Regions from separate parts of the Homo sapiens genome. Here region 1 is linked to region 2. The links are chromatin loops, found by intact Hi-C in ENCODE. Cell type or tissue: IMR-90. All regions are shown on one strand. Each heading gives the region's core, and the rest is flanking DNA. Links, peaks and the distances in the headings are about the cores only.

Evidence for each region. A loop is a pair of places that touch in the nucleus more often than their neighbours do. Peaks named below come from ENCODE experiments on the same cell type or tissue, not always from the same donor. Only the 100,000 strongest peaks of a DNase experiment are listed, where the experiment ranks them.
Region 1: a loop joins it to region 2, with 5 times the contacts of the local background. A loop is called at or near these places in 3 of 110 quality-filtered maps.

Annotation. Positions count from the first base shown.
Region 1 is chr10:33,599,106-33,615,200 of GRCh38, forward strand. It overlaps LINC02628 (long intergenic non-protein coding RNA 2628), which reads right to left and starts at 1,925. Exons shown (of 4, transcript NR_187516.1): 1 at 1,878-1,925. In IMR-90, for the core only: no CTCF peak of the experiment used is centred there; no DNase peak of the experiment used is centred there.
Region 2 is chr10:33,336,214-33,352,308 of GRCh38, forward strand. No RefSeq gene overlaps it. Among named protein-coding and RNA genes, the nearest start is that of NRP1, 9.6 kb to the left of the region's middle. In IMR-90, for the core only: no CTCF peak of the experiment used is centred there; DNase peaks (open chromatin) are centred at 1,278 and 5,608; H3K4me3 peaks cover 1,054 bases; H3K27ac peaks cover 1,141 bases.

The DNA of each region.
Region 1 (16,095 bases), core at 4,491-12,490, 270 kb after region 2:
TTTGCTTTACTCTTCCTCAATGTTTCTCTGTTTATTTTTCCTTTCCAGACAACAGAACTTGTTACAAATGTTGTGTAGAAAGGAGCTACAGTGTGATCCGCACCAGACCTTCTCTAGTCAAGACTGAACCTATGGCTGGGTAGACAAAGTGGCTGCCTAGAAAGTGTATGACTTGAAGGCAGAATGAAAAGGTCCCAACCTGTATTAGTCTATTTTTATACTGGTATAAAGAACTGCCCAAGACTGGGTAATTTATTAAAAAAAAAAAAGATGTTTAATTGATTCACAGTTCAGCATGGCTAGGGAGGCCTCAGGAAACTTACAATCATAGCAGAAGGTGAAGGGAAAGTAAGGCACCTTCTTCACAAGCCGGCAGGAAGGAGAAGTGCTGAGCAAAGGGGGAACAGCCCCTTATAAGACCATCAGATCTTGTGAGAACTCACTCACTATCACGAGAAAAGCATGGGGGAACCACCCCATGATTCAGTGATCTCCACCTGGCCTCACCCTTGACATGTAGAGATTATTACAATTTAGGGTGAGATTTGGGTGGGGACACAGACAACCCATATCACTGCCATTCTCAGATGTATCTCTTCCTTGGTCTCCTTGGAAGCCCTAAATGATGGACTGAATTTCTTTAGACTGAAGTACTGGATGCCCTGTTGAAGTACAGGTAAAAGCTGAGAGAGTGGGTCACTGCCAGGGGATGGTCTGGGCTTTGGTTGTTAAATGCCAAAGCTGCATCTCACCTTAAGCCAACTGCCTGAACTCTCTTTTCATCTTTTCCATAGTTCCTAGGTAGTCACAATTCACTTTTATTCATTCATCCATTAATTCTTTCATTCAGCACATTTATATTGAGGATCATTTACTTAGCATTATGCCCCAAAAATGCATTGTTGAAAAAGACAGATGTTCCTGCCCTTATGGAGATAAAATGGACATTAAACAGCCAATTACACACTAATGCAATCACTATTGATTTACTGATTCAATAATTATATATTAAGCAACTACTCTGTAGTAAGTACTATGCTTGGTGCTGGAAATTTAATAGTTAACAAAAATGTCACATTCTGTGCTTTCATGAAACATGGAACTCATAGTCTAATCAAATATGACATAAGAGAATATAAAATTGTATACGAGGTAAGTGCTACAAAGGAGACACAGCTCTATGAGTATAACAATAAATATAACTACAATAACTTTTAATAGATGTGCAATATAAAAAGAGTAAATTATGACATCGATGACATAAAATGTAAGGGGGGAGTAAAATTGTAGTTTTTATATGTGATCAAAGTTAAGTGGTTATCAGCTTAAAACAAGCTTTTACAAGATTGTTATTTAAGACTCATGGTAATCAGAAAGCAAAAATCTCTAGTAGAAAAACAAAAGATAAAGAGAAAGGAATCTAAGCATACCACTATAAAAAAAAAATCAGGCCAGGCACTGTGACTCACGCCTGTAATCTCAGCACTTTGGGAGGCCAAGGCAGGTCGATCATGAAGTCAGGAAGTTTGAGACCAGCCTGGCCAAGATGGTGAAACCCCATGTCTACTAAAAATACAATAATTAGCCGGGCACAGTGGCAGGCACCTGTGTAAAAAGTAAAGTAGATGTTCCTCTTCAAAGAGACTTTCCTCCCCATCTAATTAGGAATAAATAGTAACTTCTCCTAGAAGCAAAATTTATTCAAAGATCTGTGCTAACATTCTTCAATATCTGCTAGCCGTAATAAAGAAATCAATGTACTTTATGTTCTTAGCTCCCACTATTTAGCCTAAATATTTGCCCTGACAGGCTTATACTGGTTCAAGAAAGCATTAGGTCACAGCCTGTTCTTCCTCATTGTTTGAAGGTGTTTTTACCTTTCTCAGCATTCCACAAGTTACTTGCTCCTTCCTTTGTTCTCCTCTGCCTTTGTCTCTTTTTAAAAATTCTAAGTTGCTAGCCAATCGGGACAAATACAGAATGTGAGGTCCCATTCCAGCCAATGGAAATCGGACACAGCAGTAGGGTGGACGTGTCAGGTTATAAATGACCCTGTCTCCTTTGTTTGGTGTACTCGTCATGGCAAAACCGCTGGCGAGTGTACACTTTCTGCAGAAAGACAAATGGCCTTGCTGAGGAAATTAAATTTATGTTCAAGTCCTATTTCTTTATGGCACCAGGGAACAAGCATTTCTAACAGCCTGTAATCCCAGCTACTCAGGAGGCTGAGGCAGGAGAATCGCTTGAACCGGGAAGGCAGAGGTTGCAGTGAACTGAGATTACACCACCGCACTCCAGCCTGGTGACAAAGTGAGATTCCGTCTCAAAGTAGCAAACAAACAAACAAACAAACAAAAAATTAAATCATAAAGGAGAACTACAGAGAAACAATGGAACAAACTACAAAACAAGCAGAAAACAATCAACAAAATGACAGTGATAAGGCCTTACCTATTGATAATTACTTTAAATATAAATAGATTAAATTATCCAATCATAAAACATAGAAAGACTGAAGAGATTTAAGAAACAAAATTCAGCAATATACTGACTACAGAAGATTCACTTTAGCTTTAAGAATACACATAGGCTGAAAGCTAAAGGAATAGAAAAATACATTCTATGCAAATTGTAACCAAAAGAGAGCAGAGGTGGCCATGCATATATCAGGCAAACTAGACTTTAAGTGAAAAACTGTAAAAGAGATAAAGTCATCATATAATGATCAAAGGGCCAGTTCATCAAGAGGATACAATGATGAATTGTAAATACATATGTACCCAACTTCAGAGCATCTAAATATATAAAACAAATATTAACAGAACTGAAGAGAGAAATAGACAGCAACACGGTAATAGTTGGGGACTTTAATACCACACTTTCAACAATGACTAGATCATTCAGAAAGAAAATCAATAAGGAAACAGTGGACTTGAACAACGCATTAGACCAAATGGATCTGAAAGACATATATAGAACATTCTATCCAACAACAGCAGAGCGCGCATTCTTCTAAACAGCACACAGAATATACTCCAAAATAGAACATATGTTAGGCCACAAAATGAGTCTTAACAAATCGAAGAAGATTGAAGTCATATCAAGTATCCTTTCCAACCACAATAGTATGAAAGTAGAAATCAATAACAGAATGAAGATTGAAAAATTCACAAATATGTGGAAAAGAAACAACACACTCTTGAACAACTAATTAATTAGTCAAAGAAAAAATCAAAAGGGAAATATGAAAATACCTTGAGGTAAACAAAAATGGAAATACAGCATACCAAGATTTATGGGATACAGTAAAAACAGTTCTAAGAGGGAAGCTTATAGCTATAAATGCCTCCATTAAGAGAAAAGAAATGTGGCAAATAAAAATCTTTACAAGGAAGTAGAAAAAGAACAATAAACTAAGTCCGAAGTTAACAGGAGGAAGGAAATAATAAAGATCAGAGCATAAATAAATAAAATGGGGACTAGAAAAACAATAGAAAAGATCAATAAAGTTAACAGTTGGTTTTTTGAAAAGATACATGGAATTGGCTCTCTTAGCTAAACTAACTTAAAGAGATAGAGAAGACTCAAATAAATAAAATTGTAAATGAAAAAGGAGGCATTACACCTGATATCACAAAATGCAAAGGATCATAAAAGACGACCACGAACGATTATATGACAACAAACTGAATAACCTAGAAGAAATGGAATTTCTAGAAACACACAACCGACTGTAGGGGCCAAGGGAAAACTTTCCCTTTGCCCTCTGAAGGTTCACTGAAAATGAACTGAAAAGGGCGGATTAATAAAAGAAAAAGCATACAAATTTATCTATGTGCAAAGAGAGGGAAATCACAAAGTGCAATGAAGTACAGATGGTTCTATACCCTTCTTAGAGGACGGGGAGATAGGGAAGTGTGTAGGAGTAGTAAACGATTTTTAGGGGAATTCAATGGGCTTGAAGAACGTATAATGGCCTAGAAAAAAAGTCTGTTGGGCCCACAGAGCAGACATAATGGTTTGTGAGAAAAGTCTCTCCAGGTGTGTTGACAGACTTCAGTCTTTCTTTCTGCCATATGAGTTCAGTTCATGAAAACTTAAGAAAGGGAGCAGAGGTGATTGTTTTTTTCTTGAATGGGTCCAAACTTCTGGCAGATAAGGGAACTTCACAGAACAACTTCATCCTTTGCTTTGAGAGAGACAAAGAAATGAGAGGCAGGAGAAGGAGGAAGGTCCGAGAGACCTTGAAGCTTCTTCAGTTCATCATGTCAAAGTGCCATATTTTGGGGTATCAGTTTCTGAGCCCCAACAGGGGTAAACATAAAGCTTGCTTTCTCAAACAAGCATTCCAACATCCAACAGCTCTGTTAATTTCCAAGAGTACTGTAAAATATATTTTTTCAACCAAATTATATGAATGATCTGGTTAAAAAAGACTTTACAATAAATACATAATATACTTTTAGTACTAATAAAACCAAGAAAGACTGCTTAAAATAAAGACATAATATGCTTATACTACTATTTTAAAAAAGAAAGACTGCTTACACAAAGGAATTAAATTATACCGAATTTAACAGGACACACACACCCTCACTTCTAAGGTAATATCTGAAAAATATTCTCTGATTAATGAAATTAAAAGGCATAAGCATGATCTGTAAAAAGTAACAGGATTTCAATCCTAATAATTAATATATTAACTAATTCCAGAAGCAGATCAAGTGATACTAAAAAGCTTCTGCATACCAAAGGGAACAAGCAACAAAGTTAAACGGAAGCCTATAGAATGGGAGAAAATGTTTGCAAACCTCACATCTAATAAGGGGTTAATATCCGAAGTATAGGCTGGGTGGGGTGGCTCATGCCTGTAATTCCAGCACTTTGGGAGGCCGAGGAGGGCGGATCACCTGAGGTCAGGAGTTTGAGACCAGCCTGGTGAACATGATGAAACCCTGTCTGTACTAAAAATACAAAAATTAGCTGGGCGTGGTGTTGTGTGCCTGTAATCCCAGCTACTTGGGAGGCTGAGCTAGGAGAATTGCTTGAACCCGGGAGGTGGAGGTTACAGTTAACCAAGACGGTGCCACTAGCCTGGGTGACAGAGTGAGGCTCTGTCTCAAAAAAAAAAAAAAAAAAAAAAAAAAAAAAAAAAATCCAAAGTATACAGGGAACTCCTGCTAGTCAATAGCAATAATCATCATCATCATCATCATATTTTTAAAATGGGCAAAGAGTGGAATAGATATTTCTCAAGAAAAGACATACAAATGGCCCACAGGTAACTGAAAAAGTGCTCAACATCACGAATTATTATACATAAATCAAAATCACAATGAGCTATCACCTCATACCTGTTAGGGTCCTAATTATTGAAAAAGCAAAATATAACAAGTGTTTGGGAGAATATGGGGAAAAGGAACCTTGGTACACTGTTGGTGGGAATGTAAATTGTTACACTCATTAAGGAATACCATAAAGGTTCCTAAAAAAATTGAAAGTAGAACCACCATGTGATCCAGCAATCCCACTTCTAGATATTTATCTAAAAGAATTGAAATCAGTATCTTGAAGTCATAGCTGCACCACCATGTTCACTGCAGCGTTATTCATAACAGCAAAGATTTGGAAACAACCTAGATGTCCACTAACATGCAAATGAATAAAGAAAGTATGATGTATATATGCATGGCACACTATTTAACCTTTGAAAAGAAGGAAATCTTGTCATTTTTAACAACATTGATGGACCTAGGGAACAATTTGCTAAGTGAAATAAGCCAGACACAGAAAGACAAATTCTGTATGATCTCATTTATTCATTTATATGTGGAATCTAAAATAGTCAAACTTTTAGAAGCAGAGAGCGAATGCTGGCTACCAGGAGGGTGGGGAAGGAGAAATCGGGAGGTTATGGCCAAAGGGTACAATGTTATACAGGATAAATAAGTTCTACAGATCTACTATGCAGTATAGTGCCTGTAACTAACAATACTGTATTTTGTACTTACATTTTACTGAAAGGGTAGATGTTACGTTAAGTGTTCATACCACACACATACACACACACACACACATAAAATAATAATAAAGGGAGTGGGCAGGAACTTCAGGAGTTAATGGATTGATGAATATATTTATGAACTTTATGGTGGTTATGGTTTCAGGAGTGTATACTTATCTCCAAACTTGTCAAGTCGTATACATTAAACAAGTATAACTTTCAACCTGTCAATCATATTTCAATAAGGTGATTTTTCTAAAAAGAAGATATTCTCTCATGTTTTCTTCCAGAAGATTCATTATTTAATCATTTATATATAAGTCTATAAATCCACCTCTAATTTGTTTTGGTGTATGTTATGGGTAGAGGTCAGATTTCATTTTTTTCTCCTGGACAGCTATCCAATGGACCTATCACTGCTTACTGGAAAAGACCATTCTTCCATTTAGAGAATTGTAGCAGTGTTAAATTAATCAGGTGACCATATAAAAAGTGGTATGTTTCTGGGCCTCCTTCCACTGATGTATTTATATACCTTTGGTCCATACCATGTGTGTTTTTTTGTTTGTTTGTTTAGACAGGGTCTCACTGTATCACCCAGACTGGAATGCAGTGGCATGGTCATGGCTCACGGCAGCCTCAAACTCCTGGGCTCAAGCAATCCTCCCACCTCAGCCTCCTGAGTTAGCTAGGACAACAGGCATGTGCCACCACATTCAATTAATTTTTTTATATTTTTTGTGGAGACGAGTTCTCACAATGTTGCCCAGGCTGGTCTCAAATTCCTGGGCTCAAGCAACCCTCCCACCTCAATTTCCGAGAATGTTGGGATTATAGGGATGAGCCACCACCCCTGGATCATACTATATCTTAATTACTATAGCTTTGTAGTAATTCATAAACTTGCTGGTGTAAATCCTCCAACTTTGTTTTTCTTCAAGACTCTCATGGCTATTCTAAGTGCTTTGCATTTCCAGATAAAGTTTAGAATATCTTGCCAATTACTAAAATTAAAAAGCTTCCTAGGGCTTTGATTTGGATATCATTGAATCTTTAGATCAAACTGGGAAGAAATAACATCTTTAAAACACTGAGTCTTCCAATTTGTAAAGATGGTAAACCTCTCTATTTAGGTCTTTAACGTCTCTCAGCAATGTTTTGTAGTAAAAACTAAAAAGTGTAGACGCTTTGTATCTTTTTTGGGAGAATTTATTTCTGGTTATTTGATGGGGTTTGTTAGTGCTATTTTAAGTGCTATCATTTACTTTCCATTTCAAATGGTTCATTGTTAATATATAGCAATAAAACAGATTTTTACATATTGACATTATATCCAGGGATATAATAAATTCAGTCTTTAAGTGGAATAAGGATCCTTTTGGATTTTTTACATGCACAAAACATGTCATCTTTATAAAAGATAATTTACTTCTTTCTTTATAATCTTTAAATTTTGTGTCTATTTTTCTGCCCTCCGGACTCACTAGAATATCTAGTGCAATGTTGAATTGAAATGATGATAGTAGACATCCTTACCATTAATGTAGTAAACAATGTTGTTTGATTTCTAATAGCAAATTGACTAAAATTCTAAAATATATATTGTATATTGATTTATTCTATTTACTATGTTTTTGTTTAAGATTTTTGCATCTATGGTCATGAGGGATATTGGCCTATAATCTCCCTCCCTCCCTCCCTACCTCCCTTCCTCCCTCCCTTCTTCCTTCCTTCCTTCCTTCCTTCCTTCTTTCCTTCTCTCATTCTCTCTTTGTTTTTTGCGTCTTGTTAGGTTTTAATATCGAGGCTATGCTGACCTAATATAAATGTTTGGTAGTTGTATTAGTCTGTTTTCATACTGTCATAAAGAAGTACCTTAGACTGAGTAATTTATGAAGAAAAGAGGTTTACTTGACTCACAATTCTGCAGGCTTAACAGGAAGCATGGCTAGGAGGCCTGAGGAAACTTATAATCACGGTGGAAGGGGAAGGGGAAGCAAGCACATCTTACCATGGTAGAGAAGGAGAGAGAGGGAGACCAAGGGAAGTGCTACACTTTTAAACCATGAGATCTTGTGAAAACTTGCTCGCTACCGTGAGAATAGCTTGCGGGAAATCTACCTCCATGATCCAATCACCTCCCAACAGTTCCCTCCCCTGACATGTGGGGATTACAATTCTACATGAGGTTTGGATAGAGACACAGCTCTAAACCATATCAGCAGTATTCGGTTTTTTTTTTCTATTCTCTGGATATGTTTGTTTAAATTTGGTATGGCTTCTTTTCTAAATATTTGTAAAATTTTATCAGTGAAACAACCTGACCTGGAGTTTTCTTTGTGTGAAGGTTTTTAATTACAGACTCGATATGAGACTATTCTGTTTTTTTACATTTCTTCTTCTGTCACTTTTGATGCATTTTCTTAGGAATAGTGTGTTCTACCTAATTTTTTAAAGCTTTGTCATAAAATTATTCATAATATCCCTATATTATTCCTAATGTCTCTAGAAAATGTATTTTTGTCCCTCTTTTCTGTCTTAATATTACTAATTTGTGGGGTTTTCCAGCCATCTTCTAAATTGGCCTTACTAGCAATTTGTTATTTTATTAATGTTTTCAAAGAACTATTTTTAAGGCTTCTACTCATATCTATTTTCTTTGGGTATAATACACGAGTCTTTTTCTAGCTTGTTGGTATAGAAGTTTAGATTTTTAAGCTTTCTTTATTTCCAACAAGTGAATTTAGAACTCAAAAATCTTCTCTGAGCACCTCTTTAGCTGCATCCTGCAAGTTTTCATGTTTTATTAGCTCATTAGCATTCAGTTCAAAATACTCTCTAATTTCCATCATGATTTCTTCATTGCCCATGAGTTATTTAGAAATGTTTTACTTATTTTCTAAACATTTGATGATCTTTACCATATCTCTTATTTATTTTTAATTCATTTTTTCTGAGGTCTAAGACATATAATCTGTATGATATCAATTCTGAGATATTTCAAAGAGCTTTCTTTGTGGCCAAGCATATGATCTCTGCTTGTTTGATCAGTTACAGAAAAAAAAATAGAGTGTTAAAATCTTCAACACCATGATTGAGAATTGGTCTACTTAAAAAATAATTCTATCACTATTAGCTTTATATGTTTTGGAATTTTGTTTTTGGGGAGAAAAGAATTGTTCTATTTTCCTCTTGAATTATCTTTTAATCAGTACCTCAAATAAAATATCTTGTCTTATGCCTTATCGATATGAGTATAGGTACAAGGTTCTGATATGAATATAGGTATAGGTTCTTTTGGTTGATATCAGTACAGTATATTTTTTACCCATCTTTTTTTACTTTTAACCTTTCTATGTCTTTATATTTATACATGCCCTTCAACTTACAATGGGGTTACCTCTCAATAAATTCATCATAGGTTGAAAATATTCCATGTTGAAAATGCAATGAGTACATCTAACCTAACAAACATCATAGTTTAACTTAGCCTATCTTAGATGGGCTCCAAACACTTACTTTGGTCTAGAGTAGGTAAATGTAAAATGGGGCAAAATTGTGTAACACACAGCCTACTGTGGTGAATACTATACACAGATGGGCATTTTGTAGACATGAAGGTGTCAGAGGTATGTGAACCAGAGCAACTCCATCTTAAATAGGAGCTGGGTAAAATAAGGCTGAGACCTACTGGACTGCAATTCCAGACAGTTAAGGCATTGTAAGTCACAGGATAAGACAGGAGGTCAGCACAAGATACAGGTCATAAAGACCTTGCTGATAAAACAGTTTGCAGTAAAGAAGCTGGCTAAAACCCATCAAAACCAAGATGGCCACGAGAGTGACCTCTGGTCAGGCTCACTGCTACACTTCCACCAGTGCCACAAGTGTTTACAAATCACATGGCAATATCAGGAAGTTATGGTCTAAAAAGGGGAGGCATAAAAAAATCCAAGCCTTGTATAGCCTGTTATCAAGAAATAACCATAAAAATGGGCAACCAGCAGCCCTCAGCACTGCTCTGTCTATGGAGTAGCCATTCTTTTATTCCTTTACTTTCTTAATAAACTTGCTTTCACTTTACTCTATAGACTCGCTCTGAATTCTTTCTTCCATGAGATCCAAGAACCCTCTCTTGCAGTCTGGATCGGGACCTCTTTCTTGTAACAAAGGGATGCAAAAATATAAAACACAATATCAAAAAAAAATCCTGGAAACACAGTACACTGTAAAGTATTCATTATTTACCCTTTGTGATTGCACGGCTAACTGGGAGCTGTGGCTTGCTACCTGCCCAGCATCGCAAGAGAGCATCTTATCACCTACTGCTAGCCCAGAAAAAAATTGAAATTCTAAATTGAAGTAAGGTTTCTACCAAATGTACCTCACTTTTGCACCATCCTGAAGTCAAAAAGTCGTAAAGCAAACCAGTGGAAGTAGAGGGACTGTCTGTAAAGTGTTGTGTTACAAAGAGCACATAGTTGCTTTTCTTATTCTGTTTGGCAATCTTTAATATAATTACTGATATAGTTGGACTTCAGTTTACCTTTTTAAAAAGAGTTTGTGTTGTGATATCACTCTGACTGCATGCTGGGTGTGCTCCTCCCTCCCCCTTTTAAGGTGTTAAATGTCAATACATACCATACCAAAGAGAGCAGTCATGGTAATCTAAATGTCTATTATTTACTTAGGTCTATGCAAAGCAAAGGTGTTTCCTTGAGAAAAGAATGGAGTCCAGCAGCAACAGAGGTCTCTGAAGACTGATTGAGGGAAAGACAGAGAGAGCATACAGTCTGGGGGACAAATATTTCTAGAAAAAGACCCTCAGAGTGGGATTTTTAAAAGATGCTAGAGGAGGTCTATTTCAGGCAGTCTTGGGAGATCCAACTAGGCAGGGTAGGGTGCTGTGCATGCAGCTTATTGAGGTGCAGCTAAAGTCAGTGCAGTTCATATTTCCTGGTCCTCACCCAGTAAATTCAAATGAGCATCTACCAGTTTTCACCCTGTGGGTACAACTGAGTAGACCACCAAGTTCATTTGACAGGTATTCAATGGTTTAATCGAAGGGTTTGATTTAATGGCTTAAGTGTGAATTTTCTGGGGATGAATCAATTGTATTTCTCCACAATTTGTACCCTCTGTTTTAATTCTTTTATTCATTCTTTTGTTCATTCTTTTAGGTTAATCAAATATATTTTTAAAGTTTTCCCCTTTCTTTTTAATTATTTAGTGTAATATTATTGTATAATCTGCAGCCTTAACTAATTACAATCCACCTTATTAAAAATTAATATTTGTGTTATGTCTCAAATAATGCAAGAATTGTACAATTCATCTCCATTTACTTTACTTGTCATTAACCAACAAGATATTCTTAATTTTCTTATAAACCATCAATATTATTTGCTATTTACTCCCATATTCACAGTTTCTAGTGTTTTTCATTCTTCTTCCAGTTCTGTGCTTCTATCTTAAATTATTTTCCTTCAGCTCAAAGATCTTTTGAAAATGTTCCTTATAGTTTTAGTCGTCTGGAGAAAAAGGTTCTCAGCCTTTGATTGTCTGAATATGCCTTTGTTTTTGCCTTCAATTTTGATCTTTATTTTATCTCATTTTCTCATAGAATTTTAACTGTGTTTTTGGTTTGTTTGTTTGTTTTGTTTACTTTCAGCACTTTCAATGTGCCATTCTATTGTCTTCTGGCTTTTACAGTTTCTGTTGAAGTCAACCATCAGTCTTATTTTAAGCTCCTACTTTGAAAATAATATTTCTTCTTTCTCAGGCTAATCTCTAAAGATTTTTTGTTTGTTTTTTTTGTTGGTTTTGTTTTTTTTTTTTGTATTTAGAAGTTTTAGTGTGATGTGCCCAGGGGTGGTTTCTTTGTATTTATTCTATCAAGGGCCCACTGAGTTTTGTGACTCTGTTGGTTTGTGTCTTTAATCATCCTAGACAATCTCAGCAATTATCACTTCAAATATTTTTTGAACCTGTTCTCTATCTCCTCCTGGAATTCCATTCAGACATGTTAGATCTTTGTCTGTCTTTCATTTTATTTTATACTTTATCTGTTTTCTTCATTCTTTTTCCTTTTTCTCTGTGCTTCACTTTATTTCTTATTGATCTATCTTTGAGTTCATTAATTTTGCCTTTAAATGTTTCTGGTCTGATTTTAAGGCCATAAATGATATGTTAATTTTGAACACTGTGTTTAATATCTCTAGACCATTCATCTGATTCTCTTTTATGGATTACAGTTCTCTGTTGAAATACTTTATTTTTACCCATTTTTGCACATCTTTCCTATGTTCTCTTTAACATAATAACCAAAATGACTTTGAAGCTCTTGTCTCTATGCCCATGTCTTATTTTCTGTGGGTCTGCTTCTATTGCTTTATATTTTTGCCTGAATATAGATTGCATATTCTTGCATATTCAGTAGTCTGGTAAGTTTTGATAATATGCTAGACAGTGTCCAAAAAAAAGTCATAAAATGTCCAGATGATATTTTTCACCAGTAACAATTTTCTCTTGCTTTCCTGTTAGGTAGGTAAGGCAATTGTCTAATCACCTCAACCGATTCATAGATTGAGCCAAAACAAGACTTGTTAGGAGTCTTGGTATGACAAACTTCATCCTTTGTACAACCCTTATTTTGGGGGATAGGGTGAGTGGCCCTTCTGGGCATTTTTCTCAATTGCCTGATGGATTTTTGTCTTCTCATCCTTGGGACACTGCAGGGAATTCAATTCTGTACTTCAGAAGTTTTGGACTTAGCTCTTTTGCCTCTTGCTACCCCCTGCAATAACCCACCTCTTCAACTCTCCCCACCAGCTCTGAAATCTAGGAAATTTCTTGAAGTGGAGGCAAGTTGGATGTTTGAATCAGGCTAACTCCCTCTGGTAGAACTCTTTTTCCTGAGCCTCCTAAGATTATGGAAGATTTTACTGAGCCTTTGAGAAGAATTTGACATTTTTAAAGTCTTCTATGCTTTTCAGTTATCTAGTGCTGTCTAACAAACCACCCTGAAACTCAGTTGCTTAAAGCAATAATAGCCATTTATTTTGATCACGAATCTGCAATTTGGGAAAGGTTTGATGTGGATGCTTCACTTCTTTGCTGTGGAGCTTTGGCTGGAGTGGTAAGAATCCAGTTCTATGATGGCTTACTCACATGTCTGGCAAGTTGGTACTGGCTGTTGGCTGGGAGCTTAGCTGAAGTTATTGGCTAAGTTTCCTCTCCACATGGGCAGGTCCATGTAGCTGTTTGGATATTCTCACAGCATGACTTTTGGGTTCTAAGAGGCAGGAAATGGAAGATGCCAATCTTTTAAAGCCTAGGCTTAGAATTTGTTTCAGCATCACTTCTGTAGTATTTTATTTGTCAAAGCAGTCACTGAGCCTGCCTAGATTCAAGGGTGAGGGACATAAATCCCAACTCTCAATAGAAGAAATGTGAAAGAATTTATGACCATCTTTAATTCACCACACACACGCCATCCCAAAGTTCAATAAATATTCTATGAGAAAAACAGGCCGCACTTTTGGGTCTCCTTAAGACTCCGACATGTCATTTCAGCCTTTCACAATCATTGAAAGCCTTGTTAGTTTCACTTTCCTTTAGTAGCATGCCTCTGAGTTAGTTACTCAATATAACCCTCAGTTCAGGCCCAGAGTCTGAAAATGTTCCCAGTGATGAAACCACAGGGGATGATTATTCACCTCTGAATGGCATCCCCTGTCTGGAATTCAAATTTATCCATGTTGTTTCTATAGCTCTTCAACAATTTGAAGCCATGGTAATTATTGAGACTTCTCAGTAAGGATGCAAAAAGTAAGAAGAGAAGAGTGCCCAAGAGAGAATCTCAAGAACCTCTAAAGTTAAAGAAACAGAGATGAAGTTTAGATCAACAAACAACAGGCAAAGGGGTAGGAAGAAAACCAACAGAGTGCAGTGTAACGGAAGCTAAGTTTAAGTGTTGACTAGCTGGGAGTGCTCTACAATGTCAGTTGTTACAGAGAGGATATAAGATAAAGAAGAAAGCTTGCATTGGATTTCGTGACAGGTAGACAAGGTTAGAGAGGTGGTTAGGTGCAAAGATGGGTACAGCAGCTAGCAGGCCATGGATTAAGGAGCGAGTGGGAGGTGATTGATTAAGTGAACACAATGTGAGTGAAAAACTCTTTCAGTGAATATGTTACAGGAAAGAGGCCCCAGTCCGGACCCCAAGAGAGGGTTCTTGGACCTCACGCAAGAAAGAATTCAGAGTGAGTCCCGAAATTCTTGTCTTCTATTTAATCAGGAAGCAAGAATGAATGCCTGTGTAGCTGTTTTAGGGAGCAGACAATGAAGGTGGTTTCTTTCTTTCTTTTTTTTTTTTTTTTGAGTCAAAGTCTCTCTCTGTCACCCAGGCTGGAGTGCAGTGGTGCGCTCTCAGCTCACTGCAACCTCCACCTACCAGGTTCAAGCAATTCTCCTGCCTCAGCCTCCTGAGTAGCTGGGATTATAGGCATGCGCCACCATGCCCAGCTATTTTGTATTTTTTTAGTAGAGACGGGGTTTCATCATGTTGGTCAGGCTGGTCTTGAACTCCTGATCTCAGGTGATCCGCCCGCCTCGGCCTCCCAAAGTGCTGGGATTACAATGGAGGTGGTTTCTATAGAATGGACTTCATTTATAAATAGAAATTTAGTTCCCTGCTAAACACATTAGAAAGCATGCAGGGTTAGAAGATTTGAGAATAAATGATGTTTGAAGTTAACCTCTGTGGGGAATAAAAAAGACAAATACAAAATAATTACAGAGCAACTTTGAGTCCAATCTCAGTCTCACCAGTCAGAGATGCTTGCAATGTAAGAAAACACAGAAATCAAACAGCTGATCTGGAGTTAGGTTTTTACGGGGCACGTGTAACAGAAGGACAACAGATCAAAGGAACTGAGGAGTTTGGCAAATGAGCCGATAAAGCAATAGATGATGAAGTCTAGGCTGTAAGGATGTAAAGTTAGGATACAGTGATAGGATGGAATAAATTAGAGCAGTCAGAGATATTTGGATGAGGTCAAAGAACAGTGATGAGATGAAAGGGGGAAATGTGTGGCCAGAGAGTAAGATGTGAAAGTTAAGCTTTCAGAGGTGGAAGAGTTCTAAGTGATGGCAAGGTGAACGTAGCAGCCACCTGAGTAGAGGGCTGAAGTGAAGAGCTAGTGAAAAGCCATCGATGCTGGGGAAGTCAGTCAAAGAACAGCAAAGTCCAGAGGCTGAACTTGCAACTCAAAGAAATCAGAAAAAATGTCAACAGGATTAGAGGTGTCAATGAGGACAATGAAGCTGATTTCCAAGTGTATGAATGAGAGACCCTGACCAGGGTATGGGTGAGTGACAGCAATAGAGAGAGCAAGTGAATGTTGGCCAAAATGGGGCATGACCTTCCAAAGAGCAGGAGCAAGGACTGGTATAGATTTGGAAGTGGCATTGGGCCTCCAGAAGGATGAGGACTACTCCATCTCTCAAGGCTCAGGTCTATGAAGCATGGGCCAATGAGCGCCATCTTTTTAAGAAGGTCACAGACAACAGGAATTCTCAGAAGGGAAGCCTGGTGTCTTCTGCTGTAAAGAGAAGCTGCTCCTGATACTGTCATCTACCTCCTGCTCTCACGGGGCATAGACCAACCTCTGTCGAGATAATGGGCTGGTTTTAGGTGTGTGCTGGTAACCGTTCACCTGACCAAGAGGAAGCATGTCTGCCACCACACTCTCTATCCACACAACTCCTTCTGAAGATGGTGAGACTGTCTTTGCAAAACTTATAACAGTGAGAAAATTATGGCAGTGAAAGACATCTGATCTAATGAATCCCCTTCTTGCCTTTAGCCTTCAAACTGTCCTTAATCATTCCTGGGCCTGGGCCAGGCTAACTTTGGGGGACATTTAGTTAATAGTTTAAATGATAATAGCCCTTTCCCCAAACTAAGCTGCCTTTGTAAAGCTAGTAAGAGGCCACCAGGCTAGGAGGATGAAAGGAGTCTAAATTCTGTTAAGGTGTACACATAAACAATTGCCAACCATTATTCCAGAGGTTACAAAATGTTGATG
Region 2 (16,095 bases), core at 686-8,685:
AAAGGGAGGTAGGAATGCTGGCAAGGAGACTCTGGTCAAAGGTTTTGGCGGAAGAAAAAGGGGCGGGCAGGGAGAAAGCCCAAGGCGCGCGGGCCCCAGGCCAGGACTGCGCGCTCGCGACTCGGGCTGGGAGCAGTGACGTGCGCCCCTCGGGGTGCAGGCCGTTCCCGGGCCAGTGGGAGGTGCACCCACGGAGCCCGCACTCGCCACTCTCTTGCCCCGGGTCAAGCCTGTCTTCTCCTCCCCACGCGCCTCGGGATTCCCAGTCGCCAAGTTGGAAACTCGGCCCCCCCGAGCGCCTCTTTCCTCTGCCAGTTTCCTCCTTCTTCTCAGCTGTCGGACCCCTGGGAGGCGCGGGGTGGGAAGTGGGCACCGAAGGGCTGGGAGTTAAATGCCTAAGTTGAGCGGAAGGAGCACTGTCGAAGCCATGGGCAGCCCTGCGCCCGGGCAGGCGGGCAGGCGGGAGGCGAGGCGGGGGCGCCGACCGCGCCCAGCGCAGACCCCGGGGGAGTGAGCGCCGCAGAGGCAGCCTGGGCTCTCGGCTACTACCCGCGCGCGGTCGCCGCCTCCCCAGGTGCAGCCCCGCCAGTCCCAGCCCCCGGCTGCGCCGGGCGAGCGGCATCATCAGATTTAGGGTGACCCGGAGCGACCTCGGTCCAGGCTCGGAGGGAGAGGCGCCTCTCAGGACCTGGCAGGTTGACAGGGAAGGGGAACCGGGAGGGAGCGGCGGCCGGGGCGGCCTGGAGTCTCGGAGGCCCGCCTGCGTCCTGGGGGGACCCGACCTCCGCGCTCGCTCCGGAGCGCCCGTTTGGATAGCTCTGAGCCTCGGCGGGGTGAGCGAGGGGGCACACGAGGGAGACTTGAGCTGTGTTGTTTTTAGAAAACTGCCGCCAATCTCTCTTCCCCTTTCCCTGCTGAGTGTGCATTTTCCAGCCTAGACCCGCCAGGCCAGCAAATAAAGCCACCGGATCGTGCACTCCGGAGCGACTGCCCCCACCCCGACCTTGTCTTTCCCGAAGGGAATGGCTCCTCCGGCGCCTCAACGCACAGAAAACGCCTGCCTCCAGCTGAGCGCTTTTGCCAGCTTTCTCCAACCAGTGAATAAGGGATGCACTATGGACTCAGAAGGAAATGTCATATTTAAGTTCTGCCTCTGATTTCTCTGCTCTTAGCTGATCTAAGGTTTTTCTAGACTCCTTAGTTTCCACTCACAGTGCTGGGTAATGGAGCCCTACCGCACTGATTGAGAATTGCCGGCCAGTGGGTTGGTACAGAGCAAATTGTCCTTGCTAACAACCTTTTTCCTTTGCTGTTGGATTCCACTAAGTGGTGAGAGGGGTCAGTTTTAGATTTTTGCAATTCCCCAGCGTGGAGACAGGCCGGCTCTATACGAGAATAAGTGATAGGCAGAGGAAGAATTTGGCAGTGTTCCCGGGTTGATTTTATTTTGGTCTCTTGAACACATTATTCTTCCTGATAGAACAAATCCCTGGACTTGGTAGGACCCAGTTCCAGGGAAGGGAAGAGTCCTCTACCGCACCCCCAGAACGCCCTGCAGAGGCTGTGAGTGGGCAAAGCCCAGTTTCCTGGACTCCCACTTAGGAGGTGCTGCAGAAATAAGGCCTTCAGCTGGGGCTCCCTGAGTCGGATTGGAACCGTGGCCCATCAGTAAGAGTAGACTGGATGGTAACTGCTCGATTCCTTTCATCAAGCTCTCATCCCTTTGTCAGAAATAGATGAAATCGATTGCTCCCAGAAGGCCATTTGAGCCACTAACTCCCTCAAAGTACTTCAGATTCATGCAATATGGAGATTCGGGTTGGTAGTTCAAACTGCATCATATCTAGTCAAGTTTTTTGAAAACATCAAACCCATAAATTTCAGAAAAGCAATACAAGCTCCATATTTTTAGTAGGAGCTAACCTAGTTTTGAGATGTATGAATAGATGAAGTGAAACTGGAAAAACATTAAAAGTTGGAATTTTAATTAACTAATGTTTAAAATAAGCCTATTAGTGGTTATTCTGTCAAGTGACTGTGTCATGCAAGAGGTGTCATCTGGGCCTCATTTTTGGCCATCTCCTTGATTTGTACTGACAGAGAAGGAAGGAAATAAACAAATGAATCTTCACTTTCTGATTCTACCTTTTTAGCCTTTTAAAAGTTACCTTGAAAATTCCTCAAATATTGGAGAAACGACTACCAACTAAAACGTTAACACAAAGTTACAATGTGAAGTTTTTGTGATACAGTATATTTACTAACCAACAAGATGAAGAAAGATAATGCTAAATTTTGAATCACACTAGATTCAAAACATTTGCTAGAGTAGAGGTTACAGCCATATTTGAAAACTGTATTATTTTTCTGAGATAATAATATTAAATGATTTTGCCTTCATTGGATTACTTTTAAATTGGGAAAATTAAAATAATTATAACCAACAGAAACACTCTTCAAATCAATAGAGACATCATTAGAGAGAACATATTCAAAATTTGAAAGGACTGTTTTAAATAGGGCAATCTTTAAAATATAATTTGAACAACCAGAATAGAAAACTGGCTGCCTCTTAATATTTAATCATAGTTTTATGTAAATAGCTAAAATTTTAAATCAATAAAAAATAATTTTTAAAAATATCAAACAATGGCCACAACAGTTAAGAATTGTTGAATTTATTCTCAAAGGATGTAATTTCATTTTGCATTTTTATTAGATGACTCTGGCAGTTGCCTGTAGAATGGGTTATGGGCGGAGCAAGGGAAGAAATGAAGAGACCAGTTTTGAAGTAACCATAGTAGAATCTAAAGGAGAACTTCAACAAGGATCTGGCGGTGGAGATTGGAAAAGGATGCTTTCCAGATGTATTGAGAAAGTCCAACTGGACAGATGGTGGTGGATAAGCCAATGAAGGAGAGGGTGTTACCAAAGATTCAGGCCCTCATCACTGATGGGTGCGATTGCCTTCATGTAAGCAAAGGGACACTAGCAAAAGGCTAATTTGGAAGGAAGATCATGAATTTGATTGGGGTTAGGTACAGTTTCTGGTGTCTTTGAGGCAATCAAATGAGTTAGGAATTCAGAGGAGATGTTTGGATTGGAGATTTTAAGTTTGTGAGTCACTGACATGTAGATGATGGCAATCAAAGTGGAAGGAATGGATAAAATTGCTGAGGAAATTTCAGGAGACCCAGGATAGGAAGTTAAGGACCCTTTAAAGCCTGGATTGTCACAGTGAGCTAACAAAATACCTTGAGAATGAGCAGCTGGGTGGTAGGTGGAAAACCAGGAGAGCCTATTGTCATAAAAGTCAAGGAGAGGGGGAATTTCTAAAAGGAAGCTCTGGACAAGAGTGGAACACCATCAAGAGTTCCACTCGGATGAGGACTGGAATGCAATTGGACTTAGTGGTATCATGGTTACTGAGAATTGACTCTTCCAAGAGTCATTCAGTGGAGCGATGGAGGAACAGGACTAGAGGTCAGATTGCAATGGGCTGAAGAGTCAATAGAAGGTAAAGAAAGAGAGAGAACACATAAAGATAAAATTCTCTCTGGAAGTTTCTACTAAAGGGGAGGAGACAGACGATAGCTCTGGAAGGAGGAGATGTGGAGGGAGGTTGACTTTTTATTTTATTTTATGTTTGCTTTTAAGATAGGGTACTTGTGAACATTCTTGAATGCCAATGGATAGAATCCAGTATTGGGGGATATGTTGAGATTAAACTACTGAAAAGATAATCCGGGTGTTGATTGCCTGGGAAGGCAGGAAGGGATACAATCTACAGCCCAGATGGACAGATTTACCGTAAGTTGGAAGAGGGACAGCTCCTCTGTTATAGCAGTGGGGAAAGAGGAGCTGATGGGTGTGATTACAAGAAGGTTTGTCATTTCAGTGGGTGGGTGTGGGGGGCAATTTCTCTCTACTCTGGTTTTCTCTGTGAAGTAAGTCGTACCTTTGAGTAAGAATGACAGTGGAGGAGAGGAGCCGAAAGTGCCTGGAGAGCAGAAAAAAATTGACGGGGACGACTAAGCTGACCAGAGAAGCTGTTGTTATCATGTTATTGTTTTGATAATTTCGTAAGTTAAAAATTTGAGCTGGGAGCACATTTTCTATGGAAGGCATTCTCCTAGAAAAATTGGCTAGTTTTTCATGAAACTCAAAAAAATCTGCTTAACTCACAAGGAAGTAGTAATATAATATGAATGGTATTCTTTCAGCTTTAGTGACTCAAAGTAGGTGTTCTATAAATGTTCTTTTTTAAAAAGAAAATTTTCCAACCATTATTTACAGCACATTAAGGAATGTGTCTATTGATGGGTAGGAAAAGTTTCCCCCCAACCAAATAATTCTTTGTAATAATGTCTTCACTTCCTCCCTGCCCTTTGTGCTTTATCCTCCTAGAGATAGCCAAAGAAGAATTTAAAGTTATCATTTATGTCCTGTACCAGACCTCCACAGACTGGCTTATTTGGATAATTCAAGTGAAATACAACCAAGATGTTTCTTTAGTTTTGCGAAGTCTAGACTCAACATCAATATTGCACACATTTTTCAGATATATATGTGATGTTTTTTGAATTGTTATACAATTTCCTGCCTTGATATTTCAGTCAAATGTATTGGGTAGGTTATCAGAGGGCGTTGTTTTCAAAAAAAGCCTTTTTCCTTCAATTTATTTTGTTAAAGCATCAGACTGCCAAAGAATCTTAACTTCTATGTAAGGGGTGATACATTAATACCTTTTTGGTTGATTTTCAGCTACAGAATGCACAGCCTTGATGGACTTGCTTTAATCCACACTAAAGCTTATATGACATGAGGAAGTCATGCAGAACAGAACAGGCCTTTCTGGAACTTTTATATTTTAAGAAGTCTTCAGCCTGTTAGTACAACAGGTTACCTTTTGGCAGGCACATTTTCCTCCTGCTCGAATGCTATAAACACCCCAGCAGGGACGATAAATAGCAATGTAGACAGCAAGGGAAAATATTTGCTAAAAGATACTCCTGCACTTTCTCTTTTTGATGTTTCCCTTGTAAGTTTTAGTTGAAGAAACTGGAAAAAATAGAAATGTAAAAGTTGAAACAGCAAAATTATAAAGTGACAGGTGATACAACAAAACATATCAGTTTGTACTCAAAATGTAAAGCAATAAAGCAAGCACACATTGAGACTCTCTAATTAGTATAATTTGCATTCACAAAGTTCAAAGTGGAACTTGGGTATTGCCATTCTCTTGCTTCTCTCCCTAACAAGCCACAGGTAGCCGAAATGAGGCACATTGAGAGTTCAAATTTGGCAAAACTCTGCAGCAATTCAGTGACAGAATAAAACATGGGAAATGGATGTTTTGAAATTGAGTCTGTATCTTAAAGAAAGTGAAAGTAAAACTTTATAATAAAATAAGGCTAAATCATACACAATTAGTGTATCCTTTTGAAAATTAGTTTGTGTTTTATAAGGTCAAATGGCTTCTTTAAATTCATACTGTGCTATTGTATCTAGCCTGGCATGTTTCTTTACTGTAGTTCTTTTTCTGAATTTTTAAACCCCTTTGTGATTTCACAGAGTTAGTAATTATGTTGGGATGTTGGGGCGTGGACTGGATGTAGCTAAACATACTCAGATTTGACTCACATTCAAATGTACTCAAACATTCAAATTTAAAGTTGTCTGCCAAAGCAAACTTCTGTCTCATTGATTTTTAAAATTCTCTGGACCTTGGTTTGAAAATGTGTTCTTTGGGTTTCAAAACAGTTATCTGTCTTAGATAGATCAACTCTGACATCTACATATTTGACACTAGTTCTGATTATGTCAAGTGCATATCTTTTATTATGTAGATAAAAGACAACAACTTGCATGTCACGTAAAAGAGGAAGCATCTCTTCAGGTCCCGGGTACATGAGTGAGTGGTGATCCTGGTTTTTCAGTTGCATATCAAGAAACACAACCTAGATGAGCTTAATGAAAAAGGAGATTAGTGGTCATAACAGGGAAACTTTGGAGTGAACTTGGCTTCAGGCATAGCTGGAACCAACGGTTCAGTGGATGCCAATCAGCAGGGTGTCTTCTGTGTTTTCATCTGAGCTGGCTTCTTTCTCAAGCAAGAACTCCCCAGGCAGTGTCAAAGATAGTAATGACAGCTCCGTAGTTAAGGGGCCCTTCAAGGTCATGATCACTGAGAAAGTGTTCAGGCAGAGGGTGCTTTCTCCCTCAGAGTATGTAATTATCATTAATAAAATTCTGATTCACTCCAGTTGGATGATGTACCCATCCCTGGGCCAGTTAGTTGTCAAGGGAGACGGGTTACTCTTAAGCCCACCCTGGCTGTGGGCATGAGAACACATGGTAGACAGAATGCAGACAGGCCATCTCCAAGAGGAAAAGGGAGTCTCTGGATTCTGTGATACAAATAAAGGGAAAAGGACGCCAGGCAGTCAGCGGAAACAGGTGCCCACCACTCGGCAGCCCATTCTCTTGGTTATAGTTAGTTGTTTTCAAGTGATAGTACAGTTGACTCTTGAACAATATGGGGGCTAGGGGTCCCGACCCCTCCCCTGCACAGTTGAAAATTCACATATAATTTTTGACTCCCCTAAAACTTAGCTAGTAATAGCTCACTGTTGGTCAGAAGCCTTCCCAATAACATAGTCAACTAACCCATATCGTGTACATGTATTATATGCTGTGTTCTTACAATGAAGTAAGCTAGAGAAAAGAAAATGTTATTAAGAAAATCAGAAGGAGGAGAAAGTACGTCTACTATTCGTGAAGTGGAAGTGGATTATCGTAAAGGTCTTCATCCTCATCATCTGCATAAGGAGTAGATTGAGGAAGGAGGAGGAAGAGGAGGGGTTGGTCTTGCTGTCTCAGGAGTGGCAGAGGCAGAAGAAAATCTGTAAAGAAGTGAACTTGCAGAGTTCTAACCTGTGTTGTTCAAGGGTCAGCTGTACATGTTCTTAGTTTTTGTTTTGGTTGGTGTTAGTGTCGTGTTTGTTTTATTTTGCTTTGCTTTCAGTTTTTTATTTGAATATCCAGCTGTGGCAGACAGCATGAATCTATAGATTTTACTTCAAAATCTGAGGCCAGTACTGTATGCAGGGCCAGCTGTCAGTAAAATTATAAAGCAGGAAGAGCTTTTGTTTGTTTTTTGAGACAGAGTCTCAGTCTGTCCCCAAGCTGGAGTGGAGTGGTGCAATCTCAAGTCACTGCAACCTCCACCTCCCGAGTTCAAGTGATTCTCATGCCTCAGCCTCCCGAGTAGCTGGGATTACAGGTTCCCACCACCATGCCCAGCTAATTTTTGTATTTTTAGTAGAGATGGGGGTCTCACCATGTTGGCCAGGCTGGTTTCGAACTCCTGACCTCAAGTGACCCGCCTGCCTCAGCCTCCCAGAGTGCTAGGATTACAGGCATGAACCGCTGTATACGGCCAAGAGGAGTTCATTTTTAACTCCATCTCCTTTTGGGTGTATGTCCCTAATTTAATTCGCTCTTCCCTGTCCTCTCACAAGGACTTCCAAAGAAATAGAGCAGTGGCAGAACACAATACTTAACTCATAGAATGGTGAGATTGCAGGCACCACTGTTAGCCAGGTGAGGAAGGTTTTTGGAGGCAAGGAACCTTCCAAAATATCTTCATAAGGATGTAAGGAACCTATGCATACTTGGAGTTGGAGTGTACTGCTGTGTTCAGACATTTAAAGCTGCCTTTGTAAAGGAAATGAGATTATATTTACTCTGGGGAGATTGCCATGAAGACAGTGCTTGAGAAGCACCTTTAAAATATGAAGTTTTCCTCAACAAATGCAACATTTTTAAGGGGCTACGACTGGTGGACTACAGGTGTGAAAAGTGTGCAGTATAACAGCAATAGCATCATAAATGGAAAAGCTTGGAACAGACTGTTCTTCTGCAGAGCATATCTTGTGTGGTGTGTTTTTTTCGAGGTATGTTAAGAGTCTTGGAACAAAAGAATTACTTGACTATATTGAGATGTATCTGGAACAGGCCCACACACGTCTGTGGTGCCAGTTTATTCTTTTACAAAATGTTACCTTTAAAAAAAATTTTTAAATACACACTTAAATGGGGATGGGAGCACTGTCAGGGAGAGTCTCACCTATGAAAGCAAAAAGCACAGCTTAATTTCAGAGCACTGCACTGGGAGTCCAGTCTCCGCTCTCCACAACTCTCAGAGAAATTCTGAACACAGCACTTTGTCATATTTTCCACTAATTTGTTCCCAAGGTCTCTCTCCGGAGAGCGTCTACAAACTCAACCCCTGCCCTGAAGGGGCTGTGGAGGAAGTGGGCAAGGTTGTCTACAGTGTGACTTTCTTGGGATACTTCTTCATCCTGGGGGAAGGCCTAATGTCTAAGTGACCACCTGTGAGCAGGTGTTTCTCTCACAGGGATCCGTTTCTACGAGCAGACACCCTTGTGGCTCTTGTTTGATCTGTGTTCAGTTTATTCCTACCAAGATAGCTACTCTCTAGGAAAGCCTGGATCGGTTTCCTCTCTAGGAGACCCCAGAAGGAGGTTGGGTTCAGGTATGTCAGGCAGGGGAGACACAAAGGAGGCAACTCAACAAAGCACATGAAACAGCAGAGGATGTGTATTACTCACAGGTCCCAGAGAGGAAGGGAGCAGGACTCATAGGGCCAGCTGGAAGTGGGGAACTGTCTGAGACACACACATGCAACCAGGGAGTGGGGAGCAAGAGAGAGAGTTGTAGGGGGGACCTGTGGGCCAAAGCCCTTACTAGGGTCTAGGGCATTACCCAAGTAGGCTTCCCATGGGAAGTTCTAATCGGTGGGTGAGCTCTGTGGAGACTGCAACTGAGAGGGGGTCACTGCAGCATATCTGTGTGTTCTATGTTGGTGGGGGAGTTGTTGGGGCAGTCAGTGGGGCCAGTCAAGTAGGTTGTATCCAGCTCTCCCTTAGGGAGGTGGTCACCAGCAAGTGGTTGTCAACCACCTTGAGTTACTGGGAGGAAGCAGAGAGCAGAAGACTATGTCAAAGATGACTAAGCCCTGCTCCCCGTATGAGAAAGTCAAGCCTAGATTCAGGACCGATGCCAGAGCAACATAAAACTATAGAACTCACTACATGCTTCATGCAGCTCGGTTTCCAGTGTTTCCATCTGTAAGAGACAAGTATTGAATTAAGTGATGTATCAGGACCTTATCAGTTGCCAAATTGAATCATTCTACTGTTTTTTTCAGCAGCTTTGATAAAACATTAGTGCAGGCTTGTCATTACCCAATACTACTGGAGGCCTTGAAAGTGTGGAGTGCTGTACTAGGATGGCACATGACGTGACTTATGCTGACATTGACTCCTATGCTGACATTGACTCCTTTGCACAGCTGATATTTGAAACGCTCTTGGTATATTTTCTTTCTGAATTGTTTGTGTTCCTAACATGGGCCATGAATCTCTGAAGTGGACATGGATACCATGTCCTATGTCTACCTGTACATATTGTCAGCTTGCAATAAGAAATATGATAATAAAATGAAGTTCTATCAGAGGAGTGGCAGGGGATGATCAAACCACAAAGAAAACAAAGCAAGGAAACAGCACAACGCAAACACAGACACCCCTCACCAAAACTCTTCTCTGCCTGATTGCTCTAAAACACAAGGCAAGTCAATATTCCTGTTCAGCTGAGAACAAGAGTGTTTACTTCATGGAAGATCTTTGAGAGTTAGCTAAATTAAAAATTTAAGGAAAAAGGCTTATCAAGAAAATATGAGTCAAAATGTGGCTGTTCCTTTTTATGTTTCTCCGATTTCGTGCTATTTTGCTACTGGAAATTTTCTGCCTCTCTGGATACTCTTGCAAATGGGAACAGATACGCCTAGCCTGGGTTCCTGCTCCATCATTCCCCCAGTTCTAGGAGCAGGAGCGGAGCACCACTGGTGCTAGGTCAAGTGGAAGACAAATGATGCCACATTTTTGCTGTGGATTTTCTTTTATGTCGTCTCTAGCTTCTGGACCAGCGGTATATTATTTTTCAGAGTCTTTTTCAGATCAATTCTGAGCTTAATTGCTGACTTGCTTGTGAGGTTGGAAGCTCTACCTACAGTGTACCATGCTTTTGATAGAGAAGGTTTCTGGGCAGTTTTTGGTTTTTCATAGAGGTATTGGATAGGCTCATACTGATTAAGCTGTGGCTCCAGCAAACATGCTCAATATTATGAAGTCCAGGAGGTAGGTTTTGTTGCTAACATAAAAATATTCTTCAGCTCCACGCTGGCCCAAAGCAGGAGGGGGAAGTTGGAGAGGAACTTCTTCATCCATCAAACAAAGTGTATATTTGTTGCCGTTTTGACAATCACATCCCTTAGTAAAAGATGTACTTGAAAAACAATATAAATAAAATAAAGTTTCATAAAGGCTCCCAAACATTCTTCCTTTCCCCCTGAGGCTATAATGACTATCCTGGTTTTAAAATCCCTTTTCTTATTCCTTCTGAGTTTTCCCATTTCGTGCTCCCTGGGAGCATCTCTGTAAAATAAGCCTGTGGAAAATGGGTAATGAGGAAATCGTTGCCTTAATTGAAGGTCGCATCTACAAAGGTCCAGGTAGGTGCACTTTGGCTGATGGAAAAATCCCCCAGAGTGACATCCTGCTGCCCTGAAATAGAGGCTCGGTTGTCATTTGTTAGAACAACGGTGGCGCCTGGTTGGCATCTCGAGTGTTGTCTTTGTTAATCTCACAACCAGGTGATTTCCATTACTGACGACACCCCACATGGGAAGGGGGCAAGGAAGGGCCCCCAAGGACTCCCATAATTAAGCACAAACACTTTTACAGTATTAAGTCAAAGCCGAATGCCTCCCAAATCCTCTTGGTGTTGAGTTCGTGTGCCCTACACAATGGTGACCTTTAATATGTCCCTTTCAGATCCAGCTAGATTAGTCCTGTGCTCTGGCCTTGATATTTTTTGTTTTGTTTTCTAGTGCTATTCCTTTAAAAGAAGAACTATGAGAGTGATTTTTTTAATCTGTTTGCTTACTTTTCTTTTCTTTTTTTGGCTTATTGTCAACATGTTGTGTTGACACACTTTTTAGCCTAAAACAGAGAGAGGACCTTCTAAATACAAAAGATAGGATGCTTTCAACAACTCGATTCCCTAAAGCACTGGAGAATTCTGCGATCTGTTAGACTTCAATGTAAGCATTTTATAGAGGTTCCCATGACAGGATTATTAGTCAGCAGTTTCACTTAAAGGTCTTTTTTATTTTTTTGGCCAGTAGACTTTCTCCTTCTACAGCTGCAACTGTATTAAATATACATCCCCAATAATTTAGCTCCTCTTCTTTCTCTGGTGGAATATTTTCAGTTATGTAATTTCAGCTCCTGCTGCTTATTTGGGGTGATTATTATTATATGTGGTCCCTAGCCTAGGAATGAATTCTGCTGTAGATACCAGTTTTTAAATTAGTTAGAATTCTGCCTGGTTCCCCACAGGAAAAATGTCATAAAAGATGGGCCACAAGACAGTCCACCAAGCCATTTTAAACTCCCACATAGCTGAACTTTCATCATTGGCAGCTCTGAGTTGTGAGGTCTCTTGTGACACTGGCCCTGGTTATTTTTAAGAGGGGCAAGAAAGGTAAATCAAGAGGGTAGTGATAGAAGCAGGCTAGAAAAAGCCAGGCTTTGGCAGCTGGGCTGCTCTCACGGGATTATGAGGGGCCATATTCTAAGTAGCAGGAATTGAAAGTGGTGAATGGATTCAGGTCCTGACCATGCATGAGGCTCCTGTCAGGAGGTGCCATAAGAGCTGAGCACATCAATTTGAAGAAGAGGCTCATAGAGAGTTGGGTGTCCTTCATGGGACCAGGATGGCGTTGAGGGGTAAAGGTGGACAGCAATTGCTTCTTATTTGTACACAGCTTATTTGGGAGTTGGAGCTCATCTTATTAATGAAGGTAAAATTATGACTTGAAAACCAACCATATTTCACTACTAGAGTATCATTATTTGATGCTTTCAAAGTCTCCATGTGCTTGCACCTTATTGATCTTGTCACCAGTTCTCCTAAATTCCAATCTGGATGCATAAGAAATATCAAATTGCCGAGGTGGGCGGATCACAAGGTCAGGAGATTGAGACCATCCTGGCTGATATGGTGAAACCCCATCTTTACTGAAAATACAAAAAATTAGCCAAGCGTGGTGGTGCACACATGTAGTCCCAGCTACTTGGGAGGCTGAGGCAGGGGAATTGCTTGAACCCGGGAGGCGGAGATTACAGTAAGCCAAGATCGCGCCACTGCACTCCAGCCTGGCAATAGAGCAAGACTCCGTCTCGAAAAAAAGAAAGAAATATCAAAGTGGTTTTGGTATAAAGAGCTAGCCTTCCCGTTGGCCTCAAGGATACGTTAGAGATAACAGCAAGCTGTCTAAATATTTGCAGACTACAACATTCAAAGATAAGGCAAGAGGACCAATCTTAAAGATTTTACAAAATAATTGCAACAAGTGCATGCATCTGTTGTTTCTCAAATCATGTTTTAATGTTTTAGCTATTAGGTGAAAATGGCTATGTACAATGTGCTATTTTTAAATTGTCAAGAGTAGATTTGGAAGGTTATTATCAATATCCTACACTTTTCCTTTCGTGACTCAATAATAATTTTTGCACTTTCATTTAGCCTTAAAAAATAGAACAATAATGCATCCAAGTATAAGGTCAATTGCAAAGTGACCCCTGTAGTTTTTGCTTCAAAACTATTATATTGTGCTATTTATAATATCAAATTGCCACTGTCTAGAGGCAAAATGATCATTTCAAAATCTTTGTAACAATCTAGAGAAATATTTACAAATATTAGCCACAATTCTAGTGTAATTTTTCTGATGTGTTTCTATTGCTGACAATTGTTTTGTAAAATCTTGATGATTGGTCCTCTTGTCTTTGAATGTCGTAAGTCTGGAACTATTTAGACTGCTTGCTGTTATTGCTGATATATCCTTGAGACCGTCAGAAAACCTAGCTCTTTTTCCCAACACCAATTTGATATTTCTTATATATGCAGGTTGGAATTTAGAAGAGCTGGGTGACATGATCAATAAGTGATTTTGAGAATTGCTCAGAACTTCATTTTATCTTTTTTTTTTTTCTCAAACAACCTTTAAAATCAGAAACTCTGGCATAGCACTCTCCAACTGTGCCACAGAAGGACATAAGGATGTTGGTGCTTTTTCCTGTCTATTTTTGTCCCCTACCAAATCACAGCCCTGGAAGGGAGCTTTAGAAGTCACAAATCTGTTCTGTTGCCTTCATGCTCAGTATCACAGAAGAGGGATAATCAACCCTCTTCTAAAAGGCTAGCCAGTGGAAAGGATTTCAAAATCAGCCAACAAGTATTTTTGCTTACTGTGTACATGGAACAGTATGGAAAAAAGAATATGGAAAACTATTAGACATTATTCATACCCCCAAGAATCTTGCACTTCATTTGGAAAGAATAGATACCTATATGTACACAAAAACCACCATCAAAACTTCTGAATTTGGAACAGGTCTTGAAGACCTAACTTTCTGACTGTTGTAAATATGCACTCTTGACATCCTGCCATTTGATCCTATCAGTTCATCACTGGGAAATTTTAATTGCAAATAAATTCTATCCACTTCTAAATTCTAAAGGCTTTAATGCATGACAGGTCTATAGAAGTTAAATGACCGTAGAAATTGTCAGCCTGGATAGAAATTTTGGCTTTACCAATCATTAATAGTGTGGCCTCAGGCAAGTTACTTAATGTTTTTGCCTTTCAATTTCGTATCATAAAGTGGGGAAAAATACTAGTATCTTCCTCATAGGGTTGGGAGAGTTAGGTGTTGAATTTTCAGAATAGCCCCTGATAGAGGGTAAGTCCACATCACATTAAATGGTATTTGTACAACTGTCATACAAATATTTGACTCAACTTTTAATGTTCTGTTTTCCCTGCTCCAGCTACCCGCTTTTTTTTTTAAAGGTAAAACCTCTTCATCTGTGTGATTAATGATAGAACTATTCCACTACGGTCACAGAATATGATTTATAACTGACTAGGTCCTCCTTGTTGGTTTTTAATGCCACCCTTACTACAAATATGGTATGAATAGTAAAAAAAAGTGGGCCAATTATTATGTTCTAAATAGTATACTACTAACACTGCATCCCAAGCTTGCAAAAATGTTTCAGGAAAATTTTTCAGGTTTCAGGAGGCCACCTGAGTTAGACAATGGAGGCCTTAAGTCTATTTTACTGATTGTGTTTTTCAGAAGCTTGAGTTTGTTCTGGACTTTAGCTTCCAATTGTGTGAAATGCTTGAATTGACCCAAGACTATGTTACCGTCATTCTGTCCTGTGTGTTGTTCTTTCTCAAATCCATGGATATTGGTGAAGTCCTAGTGTTTCATATTAATTTCTTTGGCAGATATTCAGTTTAATTCTTTGCTGGGATAGTGTGCATGGGTGTGCATGTGTGTGCATGCATGCACATGTGTACACGTGTGTACAGTATCATGCTTTTGTTCCACTCATAGTGGGATAAATATATTCCTTAATAACCTGGTCTGATATTCCTCCTGGAGTCTTACTGTTCCAGCCTACCCTGGCCACACTCTTGCTTTAGGAACTCTCACATTTATCCTTCTAAGTTGCTTACACACCAACCTCCTCATTTTTCAAAGCCCAGCTGAAATATCTTCTCTTCTGTGAAGACTTCCTAGATCCCCTGGCCAGGATTTGTCCCCTATCCTCTCTCTGCTCCCCAGCATTTTGTTAATTCTCCTTCTCAGTTGGCATTTTGGTTATTGATGTAGCTTCTGCTTCCTTTATGGGACTGTAGAACACTCTAGAAGAAGAGCTTTATCTTATTCATCTTTGTATCCTAGGGCCTAGCAAGTGGCCATATAAAATTTGTTCAGCTGAATAAAGAAATAATTTTAAAAAAAGAAATAATGAAAAGGTTCACATGGGGGTGTATTTTCTTTCTGATGTTATCATCCTAATTATTAGAAGACATGGAGGGTCTGGGAGGAGAACTGATTTCTAATGAACATCCATTTGGTGCCATATCCTACTCAATGTGGTTTATAAATTCTCTCATTTGATCTTTGCAGGGACTTTATAAGATTAGTATTATTATCCCCACTTATATATGAGTAAAATTAAGTTCAGATAGTTTGAGGCACAGGCAGAGTCTAATTTATAAATTCCAGGTCTTGGAAGTCAATGAAAACTAGAATGAGGACTCAAATTTACTTGATGTTACCCTAAAGCCATAGACATATTTAATGACACCGAAGTACATGAAGTGGTTTGACTTCTATGGAAAAAAGCTGTATAAATATGATAATGCCATTTTCTCATTCAAAAACCCTTCAAGAGCATTGTTTTTGCAAACCAACTAACTACATTCCAATTTTTCAGCCTGGCACTTAAGAGCCTTGATATTCGTTTCTGTTCTTCAATCCCATTGCTTCTACCTTGATGCTCTGTCCAGTTGGACTGAACTCTCTGGATATCTGCAGATTTCTACCTTTCTACCTTTGCTCACTCTCTTTCTCCCACCTGGAATGCACTTTGTCAGGGATATACTTGCAATATTAATTAGCTTACTTAGCCTTATCATAATCAAATACATGGTTCTCTTAAGCTTTTGGAAAAATTAAATTCTAAGTGGACCACCATTGCAAACTCTATGGCTCTCTGGTGGTTCAGGAATCTCAGGCTAGAAAAAATTCTCTTAAAGGAAAAAATATTCATATTGGTAAATTTTTTTAAAAAAATTTAAGTATAGTACCTTTCATTAATTCCTTGGAAACAATGCTAAAACTTAAGAACAGAGAAAGTTTGTTGTTGTTTTGCTTTTTTTTTTTAATAAAAGAATCTAGCCTAAGACACCATTCTAAACAAATGTGTCAGACTCATCAACCTCCTAATCAAAACTTTCACTCAACTAATTCTTTCACTTACCTCCTGCCCACTGCAGTTATCTACAGCCCTGGCTTTGGCAAAATATCAGGATTGCCCTATTCATCTGCCTATTGGATTTGATCCAGAATTAGTCACAAC